2 separate regions of the Homo sapiens genome follow, and region 1 is linked to region 2. Evidence: chromatin contacts called from ENCODE Hi-C or POLR2A ChIA-PET data. All regions are on one chromosome and are shown on one strand. Each heading gives the region's core, a stretch centred on a gene start or an enhancer-like site at or near the end of the contact. The rest is flanking DNA. Distances are from core to core; before and after follow the strand shown.

Evidence for each region. Hi-C counts contacts between places; a loop is a spot of excess contacts on that map. ChIA-PET counts read pairs that join two places held with the same protein, here RNA polymerase II (POLR2A).
Region 1: a map of Right ventricle myocardium inferior shows a loop between it and region 2 (4-fold over the local background). The contact joins two enhancer-like sites. A Hi-C loop is called at or near these places in 1 of 168 maps with a recorded cell type or tissue (Right ventricle myocardium inferior). POLR2A ChIA-PET finds 5 or more read pairs at or near these places in 2 of 52 experiments (GM12878 and activated T-cell).

The regions. Positions count from the first base shown.
Region 1 is chr9:125,674,239-125,677,219 of GRCh38, forward strand. The region is part of intron 1 of MAPKAP1 (MAPK associated protein 1); the gene reads right to left. It also overlaps the pseudogene LOC124902358. Among named protein-coding and RNA genes, the nearest start is that of MAPKAP1, 31 kb to the right of the region's middle. Within about 2 kb of position 1,258, at least 4 of the 41 ENCODE cell types and tissues checked have a DNase peak (open chromatin) inside an H3K27ac peak, as active enhancers do.
Region 2 is chr9:125,471,851-125,474,564 of GRCh38, forward strand. All of the region lies in intron 9 of MAPKAP1 (MAPK associated protein 1), which reads right to left. Among named protein-coding and RNA genes, the nearest start is that of GAPVD1, 210 kb to the left of the region's middle. Within about 2 kb of position 1,370, at least 8 of the 41 ENCODE cell types and tissues checked have a DNase peak (open chromatin) inside an H3K27ac peak, as active enhancers do.

The DNA.
Region 1 (2,981 bases), core at 8-2,507, 200 kb after region 2:
ATGTAATTAAATAAATGTTAGCTATTAATAATAATGATAAAAAATCAATAATTTCAATGATCAATTCTTGCTTAAAGTAGTCCTAAAATATGTCAATATCCCATCTGTCTTAGTAAGTTCGTGGCACATAAAATAAGTCTGTGCTTCCTTTGTGATAGAGGACACTGCAAGTCATCTGAGTGACTTCCCTGCCCCTGCAAAATTGTTGAGAAGTACAAGGAATATGAAAGCTGGATTGACTATGTTTCCAGGAACAGTCCTAGAAGATACTTACTTTCAGAAGGACTTATAACACCAGATTTTCTTGTAATCTGTTTCTTCTAGAAATGGAACATAGAGAGGAAATCTAGCTAATAAATCCTTACAGTTAACTAAGGTTTTAAAAATTGTTGTCTGGAAACACATCATTCTGCTGATGTGTCTTAAAGTGGGTCTTAAAATAAAGATACTGAGATTAAAAAGAAATTTAACTGAGGAGCATCTCTAATCAAGCAAATTACATTAATCTTCACTTTTTTCCTCTTAATATATTCCTTGAGTACTTATTTTACTCTGAGGCTAATGGGAAATGCAAAGGTGAGTAAGGTATCCCTGAATCAAAAAGTTAATACCCTAATACAGACCGAGTACATCTCCTAATACCATGGGATTCCTTTAAGCATCAAATTTCTGAGATATCTGGTCCCTGAAGTATTAGTGTCAATCTACCATTTTAAGGATATTGATCAGAAAAAAATATGAAATTAACAATGAGCATTTAAATTTCACTTGTAAAAATACAAACTTCTCTATAACCATAAAAAATGTATACACCACACATTTATTTATAAATGAGAGTATTTGTGGAAGCATAGTATCACAGATCAGAGCTGCAAACATCCTTCTACAGCAATCACAATAAGCCATCTTCCTGGCATGAAAGGAAGGCAGCTAGTCACCAGTAGAGAGGCAGGTGCTTTCAAATTCATACTGAATAGTTCTCCCTTGCAAAAACAAGGGCTTTAATGAGAAGTCACACATTTAATACACTTGATCTTAGCCAAAAGGCCGAGAAGTGATCAGATATTTAATAGGTGTTCTAGCACCAAAAAGTCAAATGGCAAAAGGCAAAGTGACAAAAGTATACTGAAGTGCCCTCAATAAAATCTATTCTAGGGAAATAGATCACTTCTGAAGATAAGAGGAATGGGCAAACACTTCTGAAGGCACATACCAACTTCCCAGCTTTATCCTCCCAGAACAAATGCCTCAACAGCAGCAGATATCTTCTCTATTAGGACACTATGACTTCATACATTAAGGAATCTGTATGATTCATTCAAAAAATATTTATTCCCTACCAGCTCTGATATGGAACTCCCACAGGACTGCCCCAGAAAACATATTATTGTGTATGTCACTTTTTACCTCCAATTACATGTACTTAAAGACTTAGACTATAAGTTCCACAAGGACAGGGTTCATAACACCATATTCCTTCTGGCAACAAAGGCTGTTATACATGGCAGGAGTTCAATAAATGTTGCTGTCTAACTTCCAAGGACTATTCAATTTTGTTGTAGAGATAAGTCATATATGAATGTGCCAGGTGTAAGTGTGTGATTATAAATAAAGGATTGTCTTTTTTTCGTAATACAAGAGCATCTCTTCAACGTGCCCTTCAAAATTGTCCCCTTGGAACACTATTCAACTTATTCTAACAAGACTACTTTTCAAAACCCAAAAGAATATTTTAAAAAATCTCCCAAAGAGCAGCAAATTATCATTTGAAGCTATGTTTGATTTCCAAGACAAGGACATACATATCACGGATAAAAACAAATTGTACTCTCTGATCAGTTGTGCACAGATCAAAAAGATTTTTAAAAATCTAACTCTGGCAAGGGTTCAGAGAAATGGGCACTCTCATGCACAATATGAAGGAATGAAAACTGGGACTTTTTAGACGGTAATTTGGTAATATTTACCAAAATATAAAACATGAATACTATCTGGGCAATCCTACTTCTAGGATTTGTTCTAAGGAGATAATTGTGTAAAATATTTATCTCAGAGTAATTTGTAATACTGGAAATCTAAAAGGAACCTACAATAGTACACATATGCCATGACACATACAAACAACACAATACTAAGTAGCGATTAACAATACATGGTAGAGGGTGAACAAAATGTGGTATATAACGATGGAATATTGTTCAGCCTTCAAACACAGGAAATTCTGACACATTACAACATTGATGAGCCCTGAGAACATTACGCTAAGTGAAATAAGCCAGTCGCAAAAGGACAAGTACCGTATGATTCCATTTATGAGGTACCTAAAGCAGTCAAACTGACAGAAAGTCTAACAGCAGTTGCTAGGAGCTGGAGGAAGGTAGTAATGGGGAAAAAGTATTTAACGGGTACATTTCAGTTTGGGAAGATGGAAAAGTTATGGAAATGGACAGTGGTGACGGTTGCACCATAATATGAATGTATGTAATGCCAATGAACTACACATTTAAAAATGGTTAAAATGGTAAATTTTACTTATCATTTATACCATGTATATTTTACCACAATTTAAAATTTTTAAGTTTTTTTAAAAAGTCTAGGAAACACCAGATTCAACCAAGTTAAAGAGGTTTTCTTCTTGCTGTTTCATCACAGGACTTCCCAAAGCTTTTAAATTATGTACTTTGTGTATTATGACTCTCCAAGAGGGAGGAATCTAGTAACAATATATCCCAAACTTATTCCATCCATAAATATTGTTTTCTGTAGGAATACTAAACATATCAATGTATAACAGCGTTTCACAGAACAAGGTTTAGAAATGCTATTCTACACTTTCACAAATGCTGTCTCTTCAGGCCTTGAATGCCTTCCCTGGATGTTACCAACTCTTGATTCTCTGACACAGCCAGACGTCTTTTGGCCGGGTGCAGTGGCTCACACCTGTAATCTCAGCACTTTGGGAGGCCGAGGCGGGCGGATCA
Region 2 (2,714 bases), core at 120-2,619:
CAACAGGCATGACGCCAGTTATAGACACCATTCACTGAGCACCTCCAGTATTAACATAACAGCTAACATTAACTGCCATCAACAATGTGCCAGCATGGTTAGAAATCCACTGTGTGCATGGACTCAGATCTCTTAATAACCTCATGAAGTTGGCTAGTATGTTCATCCTATTCTACTGACGAGGAAACAGAAACACAGTGAGGTCAAGTAACTTGCCTAAGATCACCCAGCTCAGAAGTGGCAAAGCTGCAATTTGAACTCAGGAAGTCTGGTTCCAGAATGTGTCCCCTCAGCCACTACACTATTCTGCAAGAACTGTGCTAAATGTTTCATATAACATATCCCAGGAGAGGGGAAGGTGCTTGCCTAGGTCAGGGAGCATCTAAGTGGAACAGCCACTGTTCAAACCCAGAGCTGCCTGGGTCTCAAGTCCCTGTTCTTTCTGCTGCTCTGCACAGCCTCAGCCGTGTCAGAAGATGTATTAATAATAAGGAGCTCTGCCCAAGCAGTCCTCCATCTCCTCTCTCAATTTTCACCAAGGAACAAATAAATGTTCACAAATGCCAATAAATGCACACATCTATTTTTTGTTCATACATGGCAAATTGGAGCATGAAATCCGATCAATATTCTTTCTGACCACCGAGCATAGTTTTGATTTCCTCGGCTAAAGTTTTTGCGTAAAGTCATTTAAGGAATGGCAGAGGCACTCCTTACAGTGTCACGTATGCACTGTTTTAAGTAATTCAAATTATAAATGTATTTCCAAGGAAATAAGAGAAACTGGCTTTTGTTACATTGACATTTCTCCAACTTAAGTGGCCAGTAATAGAGGAATAGTTGATCCAACAATGATGAAATACAAGATAACCACGAAAAGTTTTGACTAGAAAAATCCTTATAACACAATAGTAAGTGAAAAGGACAGGAAAACCATTTATAAAAAAAGATGTCAAAAGGACGTGCTCCAAAAACTGGTGCCAGTGGCCAACTCTGGTTAGTAGAATTATATCCTTTCCTTTTCTGTATTTTTTCCAAGATAAACATTTCACGAAAAATAAAAACAAACATCACTTTGAAAGCTGACACTTTTTGATTTCCACTTCAGAATTCAGTATCCTTTCTCGACTGTTAAAATGTGGGGAAGGATAAGTATGCTGAAGTCTTGATAATGGTGAAGTGATCCTCAGTGAAAGAATGCTTCCTTCTAGCAGTTCTTCAGCAGAACTTTTTTTTTTTTTTTTTTAGCAGAATTTCTTTAACAGAACTTCTAGCAGTTCTAGTGGTATGCCAGGGGTTGCGCTGCTGGGAAGGGCTCATGAGCTACACTACACCCAACCTGGTGCCCCTCTCAAAACTGGAGCCCGGCAGGCTTCTTTCCAGCTCAGGCAGGTGGGGAAGAAAAGAGCACGGGGGCTGGCCGGGAGCAGCCAGGGTCAGCCCCTTCTCTTGGAAACAAGGGAGGCAGTTTGTCTCCCTTACCAGCTCCCTCCCCTAACCACTTATCCACAGCCATCCGTCATGACCTTTTCATGCTCCCACTTCTGACAGCTTCCAGATACAGTGAGTCAAACTTCACTGGAAGCAAACTATCACACCAACTGTCAAAGGCAGAAAACATTGCCTGATTGCTGTCCTACATCAACGCCAGCATATAAATCCTTCCTTAACAAGACAGCTCAAAATAAACAAAAACGCAACTCTAATGTGTATACAGCTCTCTGGGGAAACTATTTGTGCAAGCCTTTAGAGTTATCACAAGGAGACCCTTGTCTGCTTTAGCTAACCAAGATTTCCATAAAAGGAAATTAGCACCGCGTAGCATCTTCTTCTAACACAGACTGAGCGCCCACTCTGGGTAGCCCCCACACTAGGTCCTTTTGTGTACAGAGGCTTATTGAGAGCTTAGAACACCTCTAATCAGGAAGGCACTATTAGCCTATCTTACATTTAAAGAGGGGGCTTAGGGGTAGGAAATCTGGAGTCAGAAAGTCCTCTGTTCAAATGTCAGCCTTCCTACTTCCTAACTACGTGACTTGGGAAAAACTTCTATAAAACGGAGATGATAATAATACACATAATAATAGATACCTCAAGTGCTTGTTGTGAGGATTAGGTGAAATAAGGCATGACAAGGGCTTGGAATTGTGCCTGATACATAGCTAGCGATGAATATTACTCCTTCTAATGATTATTATCAGAAGTCAGGCACTGGGTTAAGGATGTGACATAGACTCAGTGATGAGGGTCGAGTCTGGGGAGCTCAGGGAGCCACGAGAAGGAGGTGAATAAAGGACCTGCCTGGCTCTGGAATTGGAGGGCGAGAAGAATTCTCCCTGGGACCTTCTCTACATCCCAGTCTTGGGAGCACCAGGATCCAGTTTGGGAGACAATGCCTTCATCCCCACAAATCCCCCCAGTAACCTCCCACCACCAAGTGTCACTGGGCATATCTCCTCCTCACAACCTCCAAGAGTTCAATTCAAATCAGGAAGAATGTTCTCAGATCTGGAATGTGGAAACTTTTGTGCTAGGGAATCCTCATCCTACTGGGTCTCCAGGCCACAAATTTGGAGGCCCTGATTATGCTGGCACATCCCCACTGGTGTTATCCTGGGCAAAGTCACTGCTCCCTTGGTGAGCCTGATCATTCTCCTCTGTAAAATGTACTAGCCTATGGTGAATCAAATTAGTAAACTGGAGAGCTTGGGTTC